2 separate regions of the Mus musculus genome follow, and region 2 is linked to region 1. The links are chromatin loops, found by intact Hi-C in ENCODE. Cell type or tissue: left cerebral cortex. All regions are shown on one strand. Each heading gives the region's core, and the rest is flanking DNA. Links, peaks and the distances in the headings are about the cores only.

Region 1 (6,445 bases), core at 1,808-4,307:
TGACTGGACTCTATAGACAAAAGACTTTACTAGCTTTGATGTACTGGGAATATCAGGTTTAGAAATAAAGTTTTCTGATTTTTTAAAAATGATTTATGACGGCCATCATTGGGAGGAGAGGCACCTTGGTCTTACAAACTTTATATACCTCAGTACAGAGGAACACCAGGGCCAAGAAGTGGGAGTGGGTGGGTAGGGGTGGGATGGGGTGGGGAGGGTGTGGGGGACATTTGGGGTAGCATTGGAAATGTAAATGAAGAAAGTACCTAATTAAAAATATTATAAAAATGATTTATGACTGTGTATATATCCAAATAAGCCTTAGTGCTTGTATACAATATAAGTATTTTCTTTAAATAAAACAGAATCATGAAAGAGGCACACAGTCAATGGTTCCCTAACTGGATTGTTGAGAATCCATTTATGAACACCTAATAGATTTAAAAGCTCTCTCAGCCTTCTCTTCCTAGGTCTAATGACCTGACCCTGGAAATAAATTAGTGTTAAAACTTTGCTGAATAAGCAAATTAGCCTCAGTTAAATTATTGTACCTATTGGCGCAATACAACAAGTAGAGTAAGTCAATGCTTTGATCAGAGAATGCTAAGATCAGAGAAATGAACTATCCAAAGTGACTCATGTTAGTCTGACTTTTATCCAACTACTCCCTATCTCAATTTTTCCTGATCAACAGAACTGAAACTGTTGAGCACTCTGCTTCTGCTGGCCTTTGTGTCATGGGAACGTGTCATTGATTTTATTAACCAAGACATGCTCACTTCAGTACAGAGAGCTATCTGGAACAAGTCTGCCTTAACACCAGCAAATAAATGACTCCGAGTCTAACCAATACTCAGTTGCATTTCTCTGAGTTTTACACTACAATAGAGACTCAGCAACAAGAAAAACCTTGGAAGTCCCTGCAAATACATGCACAGGGCACACTGTTTGCAAAATATAAATCCTAAGAGACTTAAACCACCATAAATGTCTGAGAGATGTGAAGGAGAGACCGAAAGAATGATGTTCATAATACATATTTCAAGGCACATATGGGAAAGCCAGGCCAGTTGTTGGATCTTTGGACTTGAAATCTGTCCCCTGGTCCCCACATTCCTACACACCTGGGTACACAGTGGCTGCTGCTTGTCTCTTCATATCCCAAGGCCCTTGTCTTTGCTCCAGAAATGTCACCAGGAATGGCTTAGAGACAGCAAGACCTGTTTGGAGAACAAGAGGTTAAGATTGATTAAGTGTTCTTTTACTCTCTCTTTCAGAACAGTGTTTATAAGGAAAGACATGATACAATAAATAACTGCAGACAATTAGTTCCTTCAAGGGTTTCTGACATGGACAGTAAAATACAGAAAGGAATGTACAATATCCTGATTCTGAGTTTCTTTAGAGGGAAAACATGAAACTGAATAGAGAAACAATTTCATTAACAAGTGTGGTCCACGCCTGATGCCGGTGCATTTCTAACAGTCCCACAAGAGCAAAGGAGGCATGCTTCCAACACAGACATTTCAAACACAGCGAGGAAAAACAATGACATGTTTCTTAGCTGTACAGCAACCTCCCTAATTTTTCTTCAAATGATGGATATGAAACTCGTTGTTGAAATACTTCCATGAGATATTGTACAAAGCAGGGAAGCTACATGTTGATGGTTGGGGTGAGATAGGAATTCTCTAAGATACAATGCTCACCCAGGAACACAAGGTGGCTGAAATTCTCCAGCATCACGTCCCTGTACAGATCCCACTGAGCAGGCTCCAGGCATTCCCACTCTTCTGGAGAGAAATCAATGGCCACATCCCAGAAGGACAACATTTCCTGAAATGAAGACCAATGAAAAATCCCACACCTGTAATTAATTAAAACCACTAATGAACTCACAGCAAACCTCTGGTTTTTACGTAGACCTCTGATGCTCATACTCAAACTGCTCCTGCTCCAGAAATATTCCCTGGCTATTATGTGCAGAAATTGTAGACATACCTATTGGGTCAGATCACAAGGTCATACATAGTCCTCTGCACTTTGGTAAGCTTCAGTTTTCTGCAGAGCTCTCTCTGATGCAGCCAGAAGCGCTTTGAACAGTAAGAGCTACACACTCATGTGTAGGAGCGCTTTGAACAGTAAGAGCTACACACTCATGTGTAGGAGCGCTTTGAACAGTAAGAGCTACACACTCATGTGTAGGAGCGCTTTGAACAGTAAGAGCTACACACTCATGTGTAGGAGAGCTTTGAACAGTAAGAGCTACACACTCATGTGTAGAAGCGCTTTGAACAGTAAGAGCTACACACTCATGTGTAGGAGTGCTTTGAACAGTAAGAGCTACACACTCATGTGTAGGTCTAAGGAAAAGCAATCAGAATGCAGTGAGAGCTTAGGATGCTTTAGTAACATGTCATTAGTATGTTCCCCTCTAAGGTTTCAACCTAACAAGTCACCTGCGGCAGCTTCTAAGCATGATGTAACTTCTATTGATGAGGCTTTAAGTCCCATTGGACAGCTCCTGCATATGTCAAGATATTGAGTGGCACTGTGGCATCTTTACAGCTGGAATGACATACAGGATATTGCTGTGGCCCACTGGTATAAGAGCTAAGCAGGGCTATTGATTGCTTCTCTCCCTTGGAACCTGGCAAAGCACCTTCAATGCGTATGGACAACTTGTCCCTCTTCAGATCTTCATGTCAGATCCAGCTGCAATGCCCTGAGTCTTGTGTCTGAAGTGCAAGGTGATTGCACCCTTGGGAGGAGGGAATAGCTATTGTCACAAGACTTTATAGGACAACTAAAATATATCCTCTTTAAAGAATGACCGCACAGAAAATAGCCTTTTGTCTAATGAGCAGAGTTCAGCAAAATGAAGAGGCCAGAAAATCTCCAAAACACCAGCAGAATGAAGCACTTTGGTGAACAGAAGATTCTCAAGGGAAAAGAAATTGAACTGTCTTGAAACCTTCTTTAAAGCTGGTAGAGAAGGGTCCTGTCTCTACAAGTAAGTGAGAACAAACGGATTACACCCTTTTCAACCACAGGATCACCAAGTCCGTGGGAAAACCAGCAATGTAGGGAATGGCAGGAGCCCAGAGCAGAGCAAAGATGAAAACAACTCTCTGTGAGAGAAACACAGCATGCTCACAATGGAGCTACCATGTCTTGAAATCATACAACTCAGGAAATGGAATAAAATGTGAAAAATATGAAAGACCAAATGTAATCATCTTTGTTTTCCCTCTGAAAAACATTCCTTATATAACGATGATTTATTTTTAAAATAAATAACACATTTGTTCCATACATTAGGCCTCTAGATGTATTTTTGGATTTTAGTAGTCTGTATATTGTTTATGTGTCTTCTTAAAGCACCAGTAGGTGGAGTGTATTCAGTAAAGGATGGAATAGAGAATATGAAAGAACTGATCAGGCAAGCAGACACAGCTGTTAACTCATTATATGTCACCTTACTTGAAAAAGACTATGGAGGACTCTGTGAAGACAGAGAGTTTCTTTTCTTTTTTTTTTTTTTTTGGTTTTTTCGAGACAGGGTTTCTCTGTGTAGCCCTGGCTGTCCTGAAACTCACTTTGTAGACCAGGCTGGCCTCGAACTCAGAAATCCACCTGCCTCTGCCTCCCAAGTGCTGGGATTAAAGGTGTGTGCCACCACGCCCGGCTAACAGAGAGTTTCATAACAGAAAATGACAATGTATTGAGGATCTGCACTGCTCAGGTTTATTACTTGTATATGTGTTTGACAAATGTTCAAATCATGTAACTTCTCTTCATGGCCTCTGACATACACATGCAGATCAGCAGGATCTGACTGTCATCACCAAACACACCTCCTCTCCAGTTTTCCAGATATGACATGTCTAACACAGCAAGGTTCATACATGAGTTGTACAGACAAGTAACTCCTTCCCTCATACTAACATTAAGAGGCCTGGGAGATCAGGGGGACAACTACACACCAAGGGGACCTGGACTTAAACCTGTGCAAGAGGACGGCATCCCACACTAGCAGTTTCCTTTACTGGTTGCAGACAGCAGTACCCATGTGAGGGACAGTGGAGGACGTGGGCTTGTTCCAGCTAACTGTAAGAAGCATTTGCAAGCAGCTAAACCTCTGGGACAGGAACACAGGAAGATATCCCAGAAAAAGAGGCAGAAAATGACACATGAACATAAACTACAGTAGCCTGCATCATTCAAGAACTGCAGAAAGGCAATGAAGAAATGATGGAGTCTCTGCCTAGATATGGACGGAGCAAACTGGAAGAATTCAGGGAAGACCAGAAGAAAGCATCCTCAGGTCATGGCAGAATCTAACACAAACTTAACTATCCAAAAGGAGTGAACATTCACTGTCAATAGGAAGAATAATCAAGCAAGGGAAAGAGGAGAGTCCTTCCTCACACAGTAAATCCAAACAAATAGTCACCCAAATGTACCATCTTTAACAAGAGCATGTTAGTGAAAACAAAGTTTGAATCCCACATGGATTGGGTCGGCAGAAGGGAAGCATGTGTACTTTGTAAGACACCAAAGTGTTGATTGCAGGGGTTTTCCACGGCTCTCACTGGAAGACATGGAATGAATCATAGAGAGTATTTCTCACGTCCATCAAGCATGATTAAATGTTTTCTGACACAGACTGAGGTAGCCTACATTGGCCTTGAATTTGCTATCAAGCAGGGGTTGACCAGAGGGTCCTGCCCCTCCCCCTCACAAATACAGAGATGACAGGAATGTGCCTCACAGTAGGCTCAAGTGTCTTTCTATCACAGGTCTGTTTACTTTAAGTCACAAGAATACACACAGGTCTGTGAGCTCTTCCTTACCCTGCTGACCTGACACAAAAGCCTGGCCCCCTAAAACAAGGCCACGCGAGATTTTCACCAGATACTAATACCCTGCTCATAAACGTTCTCAGGTTCAAGGCCTGATCAAGGCACGTTGACATAATCATAGTGTGCCAAGCAGACATTGTGTCTTATTTACAATTATTCAACCCTACTTTATGAACAGGAAACCTATCCAAGGTTTAAGGAAACCCAGCCCTCAAGGTAAAACCAGGTGGCAGGTTGCCTGCTTTGCTGACTTCCCTCTGTGTATCCACTACATGTGTTTCCTCACCTATAGTCAAAGACTCTCAGTGACCTCCCATCCTGGCAGATCTCTCTGCTCTGTTCCAGATTTTCCCATCTATGACCTGTTGGGACTTGGATTTTTATTCTCTCTTAATTCCTTAACTGATAGGGAAAATGAACATAATCAGGACCGTAGGAGGAGGCCAGGTACAGAGGATAGTGGGGCCAGGTACCCCATTTGCTCTAAAGGTACTGACTGGGGCATCTGACAGCATCCACCTGAGAATGGGGCAGCTAGGGGAGCATGCTTCCCAGCAAAGCTGTCAAAGAGTTCCCAGCACTGCCTCAGGTGCAAGTAGTCATCTCACCATCACTAGCTTGCAATCCTGACCCCTGCTACCAGTCTGTTCCTATGTCCAAGACACCCTGCGGTGTCCTATGAAAACCCTCACCTCAGACACAATCCCAATCGCCCCATTCCTGGTCCAGAACTGCAACCTCACGTGACCCAGCCAGATCAGCACAACAAATCCCAACAGCTTCTTTTCTTCCGTTCTCCCTCCAAGCCCAGGTCCGCTCAGTCCCCACCTTCCCCACACCCACTCTCCCCGCCTTTTCCCAGCCCGATGCTTGCACAAAGCCCCAGGCTGTGCTGTTTCATGAACCAACCTCCATGACAGAGACAACAGGCGTGTACAGCCGTTCAGGACTCTCGCAAAAACTTTGAGGAAGGCACAATGTACAAAACGAAAGCTAAAGTGGGATTGCCTGGATGGCTCCTCGTGATGGCACAGTTGCTTGGACTACATATCCCAGAAGTCTTTGCGAAGCTATTCCTGGAACTGAATGTGGTCTTTCCCTGGTCTTAGATTTGTAGCCTTCTCTCTGTTTTCTTTACTATTATACTATGGTAGGTACTATGGTAGGTACTTGGCCTACTTTAAAGCGCTCGACTCTAATGTAGACTCTGTCATAATACTCAGTATTGCAAATAAATAAATAATACTTGTTCCTTTGCAATTACACTCTGCATGAGACATACATGGATCAGATTCCACATCATGAAAAACAGTTTTGTGTAAATATTAGGATGTATATACTGTGGTTAGTTGGTCAGGGACACATTGAGAGTATAGATCATTTAACAAAGTTAAAACTTTAAAATGTTAATATATATTTAAGAAATTCCTTTTTAGTGGGAGCTGTACTACAATTTTAACGGTCTCCAATGGTTGTTCACAAACACAGGTACACATAAGCCACTGGGTATGTTTGCCCGTTGTTGATGTTGTTGTTCCTTCCCCTGCTCAGATTACACTTGGGAGGACACAGCTCCTGAG
Region 2 (6,445 bases), core at 1,693-4,192, 200 kb before region 1:
CTTCTGGGAGATGTAGTCCGCACCGCTGTGACCACTGGGAGCCTTCCAGGAAATCCCCTTCTGACTTCAGGTTTGTACTTGTGCCTCTTCCTCAAAGTTGGGCGGAAATCCTATGCGGCTATCTATTCCAGTTGTCTCTGACAAGAAGGTTGGTCCAGTCAGCAGCGTTGCTTGGGGCTCTGTGCGGGGTCTGTGTCAGGGAGGTTGGTTCAAGGAAGCAGCATAGACTGGGGTGGGTGCCAGAGCAGGGCTCTGTCTTGGAGGGAGCGCTTCTGGGCTGGGTGGGAGGGCGGAAGCAGCTGCCAGGACTTGCTGTGCTGAACTGGCTGGGACCGCTGAGGCTGCAGTTTTGGAGTGAGGGGACTGGCCTTTTGGGATTGTGTCCTGAGTGAAGGTTTCCTTTAGAACACCGAGAGCAGCCCGAGTCTGCCTTGGTTCTCTGGTACACTGGAGCAGCTTGGTAGTGGGGGACTAGATTGCAAACTAATGGTGATGAGCTGACTACCTGCTCCTGAGAGAGTGCCAGAGCCCACAGACCTGCATTGCTGGAAACGCGCATTCCTGGCTGCCCCCATCTCACCTGGATGCTGCCAGAGTCCTTTGTGTCTTTAGAGTAAAAGGGTTTCTGGTCCCCGTGTACTCTGTAGCCAGCTTATAGCAATGGCCTTGAGGTCTGACTGTGTTCACTTTTCTCTGCCAGTAAAGAATTAAGAGAGGAAAAATCCGAGGTACTACAGGTGTCGTTTAGGGGAATTCTGGGACACTGCCAACAGATCTGCCTGAATGCACTGAAAATCTTGGACTAGGGTTGAAGAAACGCATGGAGTGGATACACTGGCAGGAATGTCTACAAGGCAGAGTGGGATCGAGACGAGCTCACATCATGTTTCACCTTGAGGGCTGTATTTTCTAAACTTTTGAAAGGACCTCCATCCCTACTTTACAGTTGAGAGTTTTAAAAAAAGAGATAATGTCCGCTTGGCCCACAATGGTTCCGGTCAACATGACATTATCAGGGCTTGGACTTGTTGAAGAAGTTTATGAACATTGTGTATATTTCTGCCAGTGTTTCTGTTATCTTGTAGCTTTGCTGCCCATGGTAATATGAGGTATAAAAGGGCGGTGAATAATAAACTTGAGGCTGCTGTGGTATTGACCAGCAGTCCTCCCAAGTCTATTTCTTGGCTCTGCATCTTTTTTCGGCCTCTCCTGTCTTTAATCCTCACTCCACACTCAGAGACTCTTTGACACTTGGCACAACCTAGGAGTTGCTGCTTCATGATCTGTGTTGTATGTATTTTAAGCACTGTGTAGTATAGACAGGCTGGTAGGGAATGGGGAGTCTGTATTGTTTGGAACCTGATCAGGAATCCATCGTTCTCTTTGCCTCTCTCTCATGTTTACTTCCCATCAATGTCCTGTTAATCTTTAGATCTGCCCGACTCTCTGAAAATTTATCTCTGATTGTCACTGACAGGAGATGCAAGAGTTCTTAAAACATCTGCGCTGTCCTTTCTGTTGCTCTAGACTTCCTCTAGGATGGGCTTCCATTGAGTGGAATGTAACCATCGAGCTCCCAGTTATTGGAAGGATAGGTAGTAATTGTTAATGGGTGGAACTGTTCCTGCCTCAGGTCAGACATTATTTGCATTTCTTTCCCATTGAAAGTGAATTTTGCAAGTCTCTGATTCCCCTGCAATGTTTGCTGTTAATTGTACTGGCTATAATCCCCACAAAACGGTATCCTGTTTACAGGTCCCCGGACCTCCACCCCCAGGGTCTCACAGGAGATTGTACTCAAGACAGCAGACACTTGCCCATGCAGAATGGAGGAAGCCAGTGCTGGCCAACATAGGGAGTGAGCCCCGCAGTTAATTCTCCATTGTGAGCATGCTCTGATTCTCTCACAGAGAGTTGTTTTGGTCTTTGCTCTGCTCTGGGCTCCTGCCATTCTCCACATTGCTGGTTTTCCCGTGGCCTTGGTGATGCAAACATTAAAAAAAGTGTAATCTGCTTTTTCATACTCGTAAAGACAGGATCTTTCTCTACTAGCTGTACAGAAGGTTTCAAGACCTTTCAATTTATTTTTCCCTTGAGAAACTCCTATTCACCAAAGTGCTTCATTATGCCGGTTAATTTTGGAGATGTTCTGGCCTCTTTATTGCTGCTGAATGCTGCTCATTAGACAAAAGACTATTTTCTGCGCAGTCAATCTTTAAAGAAAATATAATTTTGTTGTCCTATAAACTCTTGTGACAATAGCTATTCCCTCTTCCCAAGGGTGCAATCACCTTGCACTTCAGACAGAAGACTCACGGGATTGCAGTTGGATCTGACATGAAGATCTGAACAGGGACGAGTTATCCATACAGATTTAAGGTGCTTTGCCAGGTTCCAAGGGAGAGAAGAAATCAGTAGCCCTGCTTAGCTCTTATACCAGTGTGCCACAGCAATGTCCTGTATGTCATTCCAGCCGTAAAGATGCCACAGTGCCACTCAATATCTGACCTATGCAGAAGCTGTCCAATGGGACTTAAAGCCTCATCAATAGAAGTTACATCATGCTTAGAAGCTGCCGCAGGTGACTTGTTAGGTTGAAACCTTAGAGGGGAACATACTAATGCCATGTTATTAGAGCATCCTAAGATCTCACTGCATTCTGATTGCTTTTCCTTAGACCTACACATGAGTGTGTAGCTCTTACTGTTCAAAGCGCTCCTACACATGAGTGTGTAGCTCTTACTGTTCAAAGCGCTCCTACACATGAGTGTGTAGCTCTTACTGTTCAAAGCACTCCTACACATGAGTGTGTAGCTCTTACTGTTCAAAGCGCTTCTGGCTGCATCAGAGAGAGCTCTGCAGAAAACTGAAACTTAACAAAGCCCAGAGGACTATGTATGATCTTGTGATCTGACCCAATAGGTATGTCTACAATTTCTGCACATACTAGCCAGGGAATATTTCTGGAGCAGGAGCAGTTTGAATATGAGGACCAGAGGTCCATGTCAAAACCAGAGGTTTGCTGTGAGTTTATTGATGATTTTAATTAATTATAGTTGTGATATTATTCATTGGTCTTTATTTCAGGAAATGTTGTCCTTCTGGGATGTAGCCATTGATTTCTCTCCAGAAGAGTGGGAATGCCTGGAGCCTGCTCAGTGGGATCTGTACAGGAATGTGATGCTGGAGAATTTCAGCCACCTTGTGTTCCTGGGTGAGCATTGTATCTATAGAGAATTCCTATCTCACCCCTACCATCAACATGTCTCTTCCCCGCTTTGTACAATATCTCATGGAAGTATTTCAACAATGAGTTTCATACCCATCATTTGAAGAAAAATGAGGGAGGTTGCTGTACAGCTAAGAAACATGTCATTGTTTTTCCTCACTGTGTTTGAAATGTCTGTGTTGGAAGCATGCCTCCTTTGCTCTTGTGGGACTGTTAGAAATGCACCGGCATCAGGCGTGGACCACATTTGTTAATGAAATTGTTTCTCTATTCAGTTTCATGTTTTCCCTCTAAAGAAACTCAGAATCAGGATATTGTACATTCCTTTCTGTATTTTACTGTCCATGTCAGAAACCCTTGAAGGAACTAATTGTCTGCAGTTATTTATTGTATCATGTCTTTCCTTATAAACACTGTACTGAAAGAGAGAGTAAAAGAACACTGAAGCAATCTTAACCTCTTGTTCTCCAAACAGGTCTTGCTGTCTCTAAGCCATTCCTGGTGACATTTCTGGAGCAAAGACAAGGGCCTTGGGATATGAAGAGACAAGGAGCGGCCACTGTGTACCCAGGTATGTAGGAAAGTGGGTGTCAGGGGACAGAGTTCAAGTCCAAAGATCCAACAACCACCCAGGCTTTCCCAAGTGCCTTGAAATATGTATTATGAACATCATTCTTTAGGTCTCTCTTAAACATCTCTCAGACATTTATGGTGGTTTAAGTCTCTTAGGATTTATATTTTGCAAACAGTGTGCCCTGTGCACGAATTTACAGGGACTTCCAAGGCTTTTCTTGTTGCTGAGTCTCTATTGTAGTGTTTAACACTCAGGGAAATGCAACTGAGTATTGGTCAGACCAGGAGTCACTTTTTTGATGGTGTTAAGGCAGACTTGTGCCAGAAAGCTCTCATACTGAAGTGAGCATGTCTTGGTTAATAAAATCAATGATACGGCCGGGCGTTGTGGCACACGCCTTTAATCCCAGCACTCGGGAGGCAGAGGCAGGCGGATTTCTGAGTTCGAGGCCAGCCTGGTCTACAGAGTGAGTTCCAGGACAGCCAAGGCTATACAGAGAAACCCTGTCTCAAAAAAAAAAAAAAATCAATGATACGTTCCCATGACACAGAGGCAGGCAGAAGCAGGGAGCTCATCAATTTCCATTCTGTTGATTAGGACAAATTGGGCTGGGAAGCAGTTGGATAAATTCAGACTAACAGGAGTCCCTTTGGACATTTCATTTCTCACTGATCTTATGTAGCATCTGTCGAATATTGTCTCACAGTCTGCTGAGGACTGCTTATAGAATCAGACTCAGCTCCAGGGCAGGGATTAGCTTTGGTAGGGGGAGGAGAAATGAAAGCAACGGACAGGGCAGGGCCATTTGAACTTGCATGTAGTTCCCATACCATTCGGGTGGCAGTGTTGGTAGGAGGTTCCTCTGTACACAGTATCCTCAGTTTTCATATAAAGAGACACTGTGTGCAGGGTAATTGCATTGAGTGCTTGCATTTGAGACATCTAGACTGTGGTGCTGAGTCCAAGATCCTCCTCAGCATGAGAGGATCCATCCCCTGCCTTGTGAGACAGGAGGAGTAATCCATCTTCCCTGCAGATTAGGAGTAGGAGTTCCTAGTCTGGCTTACAGGTCAGAGGGAGACAGGCGCAGCAGATGCTGGCAAGTCCTGTTCCCCATGCTTCCTTATCCTATGATGAGGCTAGCATGCATTTCCTCTGATAGGTCTGTGTCCCATTGGACAGTGTGCTAATAGTAATCGTGTTCTTCTACCCTGGATGTGTTCTGTCATGCAAGCTCAGTGGTATGTTAGCCTTCTTCACTCAAGCGTTCAGTTTCATTAACCAGTTTATAAACCACACCGGATTTTGAATATTATGCCATACTGAGTAAACTTTAAGGTGACTATAAATTTGTTTGAGCTCCCTGTTTTAGGCTAAACTTTGACATGTACAGAGGACTGTATAATGGAACATTGGTATTAGTCACTTACTTCAGTATTGTCTCTATGAATGAATTACATTTGAATTCAGCATGAATCCAAACACAATTTGGGCACATTGACTGTCACTCATTAAGTGGATCATCATTACCAGATATGGCTTAAATATATTTTCTGTGGCACTTACAGTGGATTAGTGACTCTCATCAGATTAAAATTTTAATAAATGAAAGAAATTATCTCTATTAAAATTTTCAGCCTCAAAAATTACAATTGTTGGGACTTGAGAAATGGCTCACCAGTTAAGATCACTGGTGAACTCCCGAGGAAGAGTTCAGTTGCCAGCGTCCACATGGCAGCTCACAAGTGTTTGTAACTTCAAATCCAGGAGATCTGACACCATCACACAGACATATATGCAGACACGCATTTAGCAAAACACCAATACATGTGAAATAAAAATTAAATTAATAAAAAAATTACAGTTTCTGAACTGCAAACCTCTTATCTCTTAGTAAACTTGAACATAAATACACCCTGGAGGAGCTGGGGGCCTCACTGTCCTGATCTCTTTGTGGTGCCCCTTTCCACAGTCCAGGTCAGTCCTCCAGACAGTCTCTGTGCCTTGTTTCATTTCATCAGGAAAAATACAGAAAAGACAATAGTATGTCTGGCCTTTCCAAGAATGAAAAGGCATATAAGTAATTATCATTTCTTGGCATGACACCATTTTCCATGTACTTAAAGTTTAAGAAAGTTAGTGAAGACATAGTGACTAGATAGACATCTTTAAGTCAGAAGTGTTTTCTAACCTGAATAGAAGTTTATAACTTAGGAACATAAATAAATTTGACCACTGACTGTATTTTCTTTAAATCTCTTTTCCTATAATGCCTATGTTTCTTAGTCTGACCTAATGTGACCTAGCCTCATGGTTTTGTACATTTGTCCCCCTCTTTATTTATATGATGAGCATTATTTTAAATAATTTAATCTTTTTATTAGAGGTATAATTTCAAATATGAATTCTTTGAATCTTCTTAAAATATTTACACTGACCTACACAGAGAAAAGTTATATGCCAGCAAGAGGTTTAGAGATGTCAGTAGACTTGGAAGAGAGGCATCTTTTGTGAACAAAGATGGGAAGGAGAGTATAGCAGTTCAGTCTGTAACTGACTGAAGAATCAATTAGCTGACCTTGCCTATTACACCCATTTCTGAAGGAATCCGAACATTGAACAAGGCCAGCTGTGATTGTATT

What was found. A loop is a pair of places that touch in the nucleus more often than their neighbours do. Peaks named below come from ENCODE experiments on the same cell type or tissue, not always from the same donor. Only the 100,000 strongest peaks of a DNase experiment are listed, where the experiment ranks them.
Region 2: it touches region 1 in a loop (23-fold over the local background); 5 of 42 quality-filtered maps call a loop at or near these places.

The regions. Positions count from the first base shown.
Region 1 is chr13:67,193,924-67,200,368 of GRCm38, reverse strand. It overlaps Zfp455 (zinc finger protein 455), which reads right to left and starts at 5,863. Exons shown (of 4, transcript NM_001048204.1): 1 at 5,775-5,863; 2 at 1,710-1,836; 3 at 1,125-1,220. The coding sequence starts at 5,780. In left cerebral cortex, for the core only: no CTCF peak of the experiment used is centred there; no DNase peak of the experiment used is centred there.
Region 2 is chr13:67,393,399-67,399,843 of GRCm38, reverse strand. Zfp429 (zinc finger protein 429) reads left to right here and starts at 77. Exons shown (of 4, transcript NM_001080941.1): 1 at 77-148; 2 at 3,088-3,214; 3 at 3,705-3,800. The coding sequence starts at 113. In left cerebral cortex, for the core only: no CTCF peak of the experiment used is centred there; no DNase peak of the experiment used is centred there.